3 separate regions of the Homo sapiens genome follow, and all the other regions are linked to region 1. A link is a contact called in ENCODE Hi-C data. All regions are on one chromosome and are shown on one strand. The core of a region is the stretch at or near the end of the contact, and the rest is flanking DNA. Distances in the headings are between cores, read along the strand shown. Region 1 holds the start of FAM32A (family with sequence similarity 32 member A). Region 2 holds the start of NDUFB7 (NADH:ubiquinone oxidoreductase subunit B7). Region 3 holds the start of ABHD8 (abhydrolase domain containing 8).

Evidence for each region. Hi-C counts contacts between places; a loop is a spot of excess contacts on that map. Pooled maps may share reads with other maps.
Region 2: a pooled map shows a loop between it and region 1 (11-fold over the local background). The contact joins the promoter of NDUFB7 here to the promoter of FAM32A in region 1. A Hi-C loop is called at or near these places in 5 of 50 pooled maps.
Region 3: a loop to region 1 is called in a pooled map, with 8 times the contacts of the local background. The contact joins the promoter of ABHD8 here to the promoter of FAM32A in region 1. A Hi-C loop is called at or near these places in 4 of 50 pooled maps.

What each region holds. Positions count from the first base shown.
Region 1 is chr19:16,183,689-16,186,842 of GRCh38, forward strand. It overlaps FAM32A (family with sequence similarity 32 member A), which reads left to right and starts at 1,722. Exons shown (of 4, transcript NM_014077.4): 1 at 1,722-1,828; 2 at 1,936-2,077. The coding sequence starts at 1,755. RefSeq lists enhancers at 729-1,364, 1,267-1,316.
Region 2 is chr19:14,570,522-14,573,675 of GRCh38, forward strand. NDUFB7 (NADH:ubiquinone oxidoreductase subunit B7) reads right to left here and starts at 1,545. Exons shown (of 3, transcript NM_004146.6): 1 at 1,368-1,545. The coding sequence starts at 1,479. RefSeq lists an enhancer at 1,477-1,766.
Region 3 is chr19:17,301,873-17,305,026 of GRCh38, forward strand. ABHD8 (abhydrolase domain containing 8) reads right to left here and starts at 1,553. Exons shown (of 5, transcript NM_024527.5): 1 at 1,370-1,553. It also overlaps a transcript of MRPL34 not described here. RefSeq lists an enhancer at 1-90 and silencers at 448-742, 1,126-1,675.

The sequences.
Region 1 (3,154 bases), core at 472-2,971:
ATCTCTACTAAAAATACAAAAATTAGCGGGGCATGGTGGTGGGCGCCTGTAATCCCAGCTACTCAGGAGGCTGAAGCAGGAGAATCTCTTGAACCTGGGAGGTGGAAGTTGCAGTGAGCCAAAATCGTGCCACTGCATTCCAGCCTGGGCAACAGAGCGAGACTCTGTCTCAAAAAAAAAAAAAAAGATATATGCATGTACACATCGTATGTAAGAAAACCGCACAGTACTGAAAGGATGAAAAGAAAGAAAGAAAGGGCCAGGGGTGGTGGCTCACGCCTGTAATTCTAATGCTTCAGGAGGACTGCTTGAGGACAGGAGTTTGAGACCAACCTGGACAACACAGCAATACCCTATCTCTATTGATTTTTTTTTTTTTTTTTTTTTTTTGAGACGGAGTCTTTGTCTGTTGACCAGGCTGGAGTGCAGTGGTGCGATTTTGGCTCACTGCAACCTCCGACTCCCGGGTTCAAGCGCTTCTCCTGCCTCAGCCTACCAAGTAGCTGAGACTACAAGCGCAGGCTACTATGCCCAGCTAATTTTTGCTTTTTGTGTTTTGTTTTGTTTTGTTTTAGTAGATACAGGGTTTCGCCATGTTGGCCACGCTGGTTTCCAACACCTGACCTCACGTGAACCGCCTACCTTGGTCTCCCAAAGTGCTGATTTAAATATATATGTACTTTTTTTTTGAGATGGAGTCTCTCTCTGTCGCCCAGGCTGGAGTGCAGTGGTGTGATTTCAGCTCACTGCAACCTCCGCCTCCCGGGTTCAAGCGATTCTCCTGCCTCAGCCTCCCGAGTAGCTGAGACTACAGGCGCCCGCCACCACGCCCAGGTAATTTTTTGTATTTTTAGTAGAGACGGGGTTTCACCGTGTTAGCCAGAATGGTCTCCATCTCCTGACCTCGTGATCCGCCCACCTCGTTTTCCCAAAGTGCTGGGATTACAGGCGTGAGCCACCGCGCCCGGCATAAAATAGATTTTTAATTGTTTTAACATACCACCAACCTTGTCACATGATATTGTCATTTACCTAAAGCTGAAAAATTAATGAATACTGATTAGGTTTACAAAATTAGGTTCAGCTATCCAGTGAACGCTCAAAATATGGCAATAAAAGAGAACGGGGGTGGTGGGGCGTGGCTCAGGCCTGTGATCCCTGCGCTTTGGAAGGCCGAAGCAGGAGGATCACTTGAACCCACGAGTTCGAGACCAGCCTGGACAACACAGCGAGACCCCATCTCGACAAAAAAATTTAAATGAAAATATTAGCCGCGCTCAGTGGCGCCCGTCTGCAGTCTGCTACTGGGGAGGCTGAGGCGGGAGGATCTCTTGAGCCCAAGGGTTCAAGGCTGCAGTGAGCCACGATCGCGCCACTCCACTCCAGCCTAGGTGACAGACCAAGATCGTGTCTCTAAAAAAGAAAAAAAAATCAAGGAGAGAGAACAGGTCACCCAAAAGTGCGCAAAACGCTCAAAAAGGGGTTGGGTTTCCAGCACCCTGTGTGAAGAATGGGAGACCGGAAGTGGGCGCCAAATTCGGAAGTGTGGCAGCAGATAGGAATCGAAGGGCACTCATTCGCTTGGCTCTCTGTCCCGCCCACTACCCGGAAGTGTGGCCCGGGTCCAGAACCAAGAGCGCATGCTCACCTTGTAGCTCAGCCAATCAAAGAGAAGCGAGGCGGCCATTCGGGCGGAAATAGTGTTTGCAAACAGGAAGTGTGGCACTCCAGCTACCGAAGCACTGGAGAGTGTCATGGAGGCCTACGAGCAGGTCCAAAAGGGACCCCTGAAGCTGAAAGGCGTCGCAGAGCTGGGAGTGACCAAGCGGTGAGGCCCGAGGGCCCGCGGGATTCCGTCTTCATCCCCCTTAGACCTTTTCTCGGGACCCCTGGCCCTGATCCTCCGACCCGCCGCCTCCTCATGTCTTTTTCCAGGAAGAAGAAAAAGAAGGACAAAGACAAAGCGAAACTCCTGGAAGCAATGGGAACGAGCAAAAAGAACGAGGAGGAGAAGCGGCGCGGCCTGGACAAGCGGACCCCGGCCCAGGCGGCCTTCGAGAAAATGCAGGAGAAGCGGGTGAGCAGAAGCAGAAGGCGGCGGGGAGGCGGGAACACCCGGCGCCGGGAGACTGGAAATTGGGGTCAGGGCTGGGACGCTCCGAGGGCAGGGGAGCGGTCAGAGGAGACCTTAATTACGGGGAGAGGATGCTGTACGTGAGTGAGAGAAGAGTCGCCCTCTGCCGGGGGAGCTCCAAGGATGAGAAGACCCCGCTGGCCCGAGTGGGCAGCAGAGGGGAGAGCTAGAACTGGCGTTGAAAGGAGGCCAGAGCTGGAGACCCGGGTTTGGATTCCAGTGCTGTGGCTTATTTGCCCTGCGACACTAGGCCAGTGACTTTCTTATTTCCGTGCCTCAAGTTTCCTCTTCTGTACGAGTCAGGGTAGTAACTTATTCTAAGAGGGTTGGGAACTTGAGAGGAAGTCATGAAAGTAAAAAGCAGTGCATACATGTTCAGTGGATGCCAGCTCTTGATATTAAATGGCCATGCTCGCCGCTCGAAGTCACCACAAAGTTTGTTTCCAAGACAACTTTGTTTGGCAGATTCAAACATGCTGTATTTTTTAAAAAATTAGTTATTTTTGGCGGGGTCAGAGCACTGCAGCCTCTGCCTCCGGGGTTCAAGCAATTCTCCTGCCTCAGCCTCCCGAGTAGCTGGGATTGCAGGCGCCCGCCACCACACCTGGCTAATTTTGGTATTTTTCGTAGAGATGCGGTTTCACCATGTTGGCCAGGCTGATCTCGAACTTCTGATCTCAAGTGATCCGCCCGCCTCAGCTTCCCAAAGTGCTGGGATTACAGGCGTGAGCCACCGCACCCAGTCTCAGCTGTTGATATTGAATGGCCATGCCCATGACGACTTTGTTTGTATTGTATTATAAGGCTCCGATAAATTATTTTTTCTTAACACCATAAATGTGTGCAGTGGAGAACAGAAGAGTTCACAGTAAGACAGAAACTGGGTCCATTATGCTGGGGAGAGGGAATAATCAGTGTAGGTCAGTGATTCTCACCTGGGGGTAGTCTCCACCCCCCTAAACTCCCACCCCGAAGCACATGTGGCAATGTCTGGAAACATTTTTGGTTCTCAACTGGGTT
Region 2 (3,154 bases), core at 295-2,794, 1.6 Mb before region 1:
AGATGGTGTTTCACCATGTTGGCCAGGCTGGTCTCAAACTCCTGACCCCAGGTGATCTGCCCGCCTTAGCCTCCCAAAGTGCTGGGATTACAGGCATGAGCCACCACGACCGGCCACCCTTCACGTCTTTGTTTCCAGCCACTGCCTCTTGGAAGCCTGCTTTGACACCCCCAGCTCTGCCTGATTCCACAATCTTTCCCACTGTGCTGAGTTCTCTGGAGACAGTGCCTGCATCCCTCCAGTTCCCTGCTGTATCCGCGGTGCCTAATGTGGGACGTGGCCCAGAGCTGGTGCTCGGTATGCCTGTGATATTACTACATTAAAAGCAAAAACAAACACACGAACCAAAAAACCATCCTGGGCGTAGTGGCTCACATCTTCAATCCCAGCACTTTGGGAGGCTGGGCAGAAGGATCGTTTGAGCCCAGGAGTTTGAGACCAGCCTGGGCAACACAGCAAGACCCCCAACTCTACAAAAAATAAAAAATCAGTCTGGCATCCTGGGGCGCTCCTGTAGTCCCAGCTACTCGGGAGGCTGAGGCGGGAGGATCATTTGAGCCCAGGAGGTCGAGGATGCAATGAGCTGTGATTGTGCCACTACACTCAGCCTGGGCAACAGAGCAAGATCCCGTCTCAAAGCAAAACAAAGCACTTTGCAGGACAGTATTTGCAGCTCGAATCTTCCTTATTTCCTTGTGCATACCCCACAATTGCAGTGACATCAGGAAGGGGGTACAATGAACGTGTCCCTGCCCTCCCATGACTCCCCACGTCCCCCAAGACTTGGCCCGAGGCCGGGCGTGGTGACTGACTTCTGCGATCCCAGCACTTGGGGAGGCCGAGGCGGGCGGATCACTTGAGGTCAGGAGTTCAAGAGCAGCCTGGCCAACAAGGAGAAACCCCGTCTCTACTAACAATACAAAAAAGTAGCTGGGCATGGTGGTACACATCTGTAATCACAGCTACTCGCGAGGCTGAGGCAGGAGAATCGCTTGAACCCGGGAGGTGGAGGCTGCCAGTGAATCGAGACCAAGCCACTGCACTCCAGCCTGAAAGAAAAAGCGAGACTCCGTCTCAAAAGAAAAAAAAAAAAGACTCGACCCAGCTCTGCGCGTCGCATTCCTGCCCGAACCCCCACTTGTCGCCTCACTTTTGCTCCCTGGCTTTTGCTCAAGCCGTGCCCTTGGGCTGGAACGCCTCCACACTGAGGTGGGGTCATGCACGTCCTGTGGACTCCTAGTCTAGACCCAAACCCAGATACAACACCTGAGGTTAGAGCCCAGCCCTGGGGTGCCAGCCCTGGGGTGCCAGGTGTTCAGGCACCCGCGCCCCACGCCCTCTGGCTGCGCCTGCGCACTGGGCCTCACCGCGCTCCTTGCGTTCGGGGAAGCCGTAGTCTGGCGGGAAGGTTGGCATCTGCAGGGGGTCGGGCTCCACCGAGGCATCGCCCAGGTAGCGCCGGACCAGGTGGGCCCCCATGGCTGCAGTCGCTGCAGATCCCTGCAGCAGCCGAGGGTCACCTAGCTCCTACCCGGAACCACTGACCCCTCAGTCAGACACAGCTTCCGGGTCATTTAGGCAGCTGCGGAGATCATAGAGATGAAGGACTCCAGAGGATCGCTCCGGTCCGCCTGGCGTCACCTCGCGGACAGGCGGAGGCGGGACAGGTGCTGTGTCTCTTCGCAGGATATGGTTGGACCCGAGAGGGGACTTCCCTGAGCCTGGAAATCCATCTGGGCGGGGCAGAAGGGGACGGTGTGGGACTGAGGCCTCCCTCGACCCTATCTGGGGCTCTTCTGGTAGCCCGAGGCTAAAGCACATATTAAAATTATTTTTCATATCATTTTCCAAAAAGTTTTTTCTTTGAAAACATTCAAATTTCTCTTAAAAAAGGCACGATATCTATTATATCGTTAATGTATGTAATTTTGCATAAAGTCACTTTAAGAATTTTTTGTTTTTGGAGACACAGTACCTGTCGCCCAGACTGGAGTGTATTGGCGCGATCTCGGCTCACTGCAGCCTCCACCTCCTGGGCTCAAATTCTCTTGCCTCAGCCTCCTGAGTAGCTGGGATTACAGGCGCCCGCCACCACCCCCAGCTAATTTTTGTATTTTTAGTAGAGACGGGGTTTCGCCAGTTGGCCAGGCTGGTCTCGAACCCCTGACCTCAAGTGATTCCCCCGCCTCAGCCTCCCAAATTGCTGGGATTACGGGCATGAGCCACAGTGCCTGTCCAAGAAAGATTTTGATAAATTTAATTTAAATAAAAGTTATTCATAAATACAGTTATTATTATATTATTATTTTTTGAGATAGGGTCTCATTCTGTCGCCCAGGCTGGAGCACAGTGGCACAATCATAGCTCACTGCAACCTTGAACTCTTGGGCTCCAGGGATCCTCCCGCCTCAGCCTCTCAAAGTGTTGGGATTATGGGCGTAAGCCACTGTGCCTGGTCAAAAACAATTATTTAAAGCTGAAATTTCAAATAAATTATATATATATATGCAATCTTTATACAATTTTAAAATATATTAATATCTAATATTAATATCTAATATATATTTTTCCCCAGTCTGACAAAGCATGTATTAGGCATCTACTGTATGGTATGCTGGGTCCAGTGGTCAGACAGAAAGGCAGACGTGGTTCCTGTCTTTCAAGCTTACAGTCTAATGGAACAGAAAAACAGTCTAATGGAAAAAAAAAAATATGGGCCAGGGCAGTGGCTCACACCTGTAATCTCAGAGCTTTGGGAAGCTGAGATGGGAGGATCGCCTGAACTCAGGAGTTTGAGACCAGCCTGGGCAATATAGGGAGACTCTATCTCTACAAAAAAAAAAAAAAAAAAAAAAGCTGGGTGTGGTGGTGCACGCTTGTAGTCCCAGCTACTCGGGAGGCTGAGGCAGGAGGATAACTTGAGCCCAGGAGTTCCAGGCTGCAGTGAGCCGTGATCCCATCACTGCACTCCAGCCTAGGCAACAGAGTGAGACCCTGTCTATAAAAATTCCCAGGTGATGTGATGTTGCTGGTCTAGTGACCAGCTTTGGGAGAATTACTCAACTAGATCTTTATGTGTTGACATGGGGAAGTGGCTGCTGATATATTAAGTGAAAAAAGCAAGCTATTGAGAATAGACAACTGGCAATAGAGA
Region 3 (3,154 bases), core at 303-2,802, 1.1 Mb after region 1:
AACCTCCCCCTCCTGGGTTCAAGCGATTCTCTTGCCTCAGCCTCCTGAGTAGCTGGGATTATAGGCAGGTGCCACCATGTCTAGCTAATTTTTGTATTTTTTGTAGAGATGGGGTTTCACCATGTTGGCCAGGCTGGTCTTGAACTCCTGACCTCAAATTTTCCTCCTGCTTCGGCCTCCCAAAGTGCTGGGATTATAGGTGTGAGCCACCGTGCACTGACATGTTTTGTCTGAGCAGTGCCTTTGTGGTAGTTACCCTCCTGGGTCACCCTAGTCTATCCTCAGAGAGAAAGACTTGGCTATGGCTTACCCCACAGGGTGTCCACAGGGAAGGTGGTGGCGTCTTGTGTGGGGATGTTCCTGGAGAAGGGGACATTGTGGCAAATGTGGACCAGCCGGAAGACACCCCCTCCCCCCAGCTGGAGTTTATACCATTTATGGCCTCCTAACTCATTCATTCAGGTATACACTAACTCATCCATTCAGGTATACACTAACTCATTCATTCAGGTATACACTAACTCACTAACTCATCCAGGTATGCACTCACTAACTCACATATCCCCAGGGCCTCCTAAGGCATCTAAAATATGCAAATCTTTGGTGAGCCCCCAGTGAGGCTCCTGGCTCTGAATTTGACTCCTGAAAGGTGAGGCCCTAGGAGAGGGGGATGGGGACTGAGCCACAGAAAGCCTTGCTCAGCTCCCCTAGACCGGGGTGAGCCGGGGTCTGTTTCATAGAGGGCCAAGCTGAGGCCCAGACACTCTGAGAGGAAGCTAGACTCTGAACTTCCTCCTTGGCACCCTGGATTCTGGGGATCTGCTATACAAGTCCCCAGAGGTGGCGAAGAGGATGGGAGAGGCAGGGCCCTGGCTGGGGGCCTCCAAGCCTCCATCCCACTCCTTGGGCCACCCCCGCCCCCGTGTCCATGGCAACCACAGGCGGTTACATAACCTAAGGGGGGGATACCCGAGCAGTGCACCCCCATTGTCGAGGTGTCTAGGGCCTGGAGATGGGACCAGCTGCCTGCCTGCCCCCTACCCCAGGTTGGGCGCCGCTAAGGTAACGCACGCCCGAGACTGAGCCGCAGTGGCCCCAGACATACTGGAGGGGAAGCAGGCCATGCCCCCCACCTCGAGTGGGGCCCTAATCCCGGATTGTGGAGGGCAACGCACAGGCGCCACCCCAGCCCCGCTTCCCCGCCCCCGGCCCCCGCCTTCCAGGTGTTCGTCATCCCTGCAGCGGGGTCGAGCCCACTGGGGCTCCGTGGCTTCCTACGAGCCCAAACGCGGGGTTGGTGGACACCACTCCTCCGAAGTGGAGGCCCCGGGGCTTCGATCTCTCCTTTTGGGGCCCGTTCCCCGCTCACCTCATCGAGGGCCGCGGGGCCCGGGTCGGGGCGGAGGGGTCCCAGGCGGAGAAGCCAGCGTCCGCCTGCTGGCGCCGTTTACATGGTGGCGCGGGGTCAGGCCGGGTGCGTCTACGCGGGCGGGCACCTGCCCCTGGCGGTCAGCGCAGGGGCATCCCGCGGCCGCCGAAACAGCCGGCCCTTTAAGTTCCTCCCCCGAGTAGGCGGAGCCACGTGCCGACGGGCGGGCACTTCGGCCTATCGCAGCTGCGGACTGACCTGGCCTAGTTAGGAGCCCAATGAGAGGCGGCAATTCCGTAGTGGAGGCGGGCTCTGGGAGCAACGGCCCCGCCCCTTTTGGGGGTTCACCGAGGTTGGGGGAGGGATGGGGCCTGGCTCAAGGCGGAGAAGGGGGTTGCAGTCTAGGGTCTGCGGGACGCCTGGGAGTGTGCGGCCGGGGCCCTCTCTCTGCAAATGGGTCTCCCAAGCCCTTGCCCCCCAGCCCCTGCCTCCCAATTGCCCTGTTCCTCTCCAAACGAGGCCCCCATACTCTTCTCTCTGTATTGACCTTTCCATTCTAGAAGCAGAGACTCCAAGATCTTTTTCCAATCTCCGGTGGGGAAACTGAGGCTCATAAAGGGCACAAGAGCATAAATCAAGCAAGGAGCAAAGCTGGGACTTGAACCCAAGGCTGTGTGATTCCAAACCCTGGGAACCATTATTTGCTAACCTCCCCCCTACGCCCCCCCCTTTTCTTTTGGTAGGGACGAGGTCTCGCTATCTTGCCCAGACTGGTCTCGAACTCTGGGCATCAAGCAATCCTCTCGTCTACGGCCTCCCAAAGGGCTGAGATCACTGGCGTGAGCCATCGTGACGGGCTTCTCTAAAGCTTTCAAGGAAAGTCTTGGAGCTGTGGGTAATTAGAGAGTTTGAATTTCATAATCAGCCGATTTAACCCATGGCTGCCATGGTTCTGAGAAGGGCTGATAGCAAGAGGCAGGCATCCCAGCTCTGTGGTACCGGCGGGGCCATGGTAGGCCCTCAGGAGAGCTCAGGTCTCAAATCCAGCCTCTGCCCTTTGCTGATGTGTGACCTCGGGCAAGTTACTTCACTTTCCTGAGCCTCCGTTTATTTCTCTATGAAATTAATCCTCTCATAAGTTTGCTACGCAGGTAAAGCACTCATCATAGTGTCGTGCATATAACAAATGCTCCATATATTATGGGCATTATTATAGTGGTGATGTTTTGCTAAACGATGCTACAGGTAGGATGGGCTTCGGAGGACGAGGGGTTAAATGCTCCTTGCTGCTTGGCCACTCACATCCCCTGGAATTTGCTGCCAGAGCTGGATTCCGTCCAGACACCTACTCTTGCCCACTAAGGGCACTTCTGGGAGACTATACAGTTTATTCATTTAGCAAACACCTCTCTGCATGAACCCCAAGCTGGCACTTGTAGGGATACAGCCCCAGGCCCCTGGCCCTTGAGGAGCCCTTGAACTTGGGGGAGAGTCAAGGGAAAGCAGTCGGGCCAGAAGAATGGACAGCGGTTGAGAGAAGACGACTCCTTTTTTTTTTGAGAAAGGATCTCACTCCGTTGCCCAGGCTGCAGTGCATTGGCGCTATCATTGCTCACTACAGCCTGGATCTCCTGGGTTCAGGGAATCCTCCCACCTCACCTTCAAGTACTTGAGACTATAGGTGGTTGCTACCATGTCCCCAGGCTGGTCTCAAACTCCTGGCCCCAAGGGATCCTCCCTCCTCAGCCTCCCAAAATGCTGGAATTACAGGCATGAGCCACACCT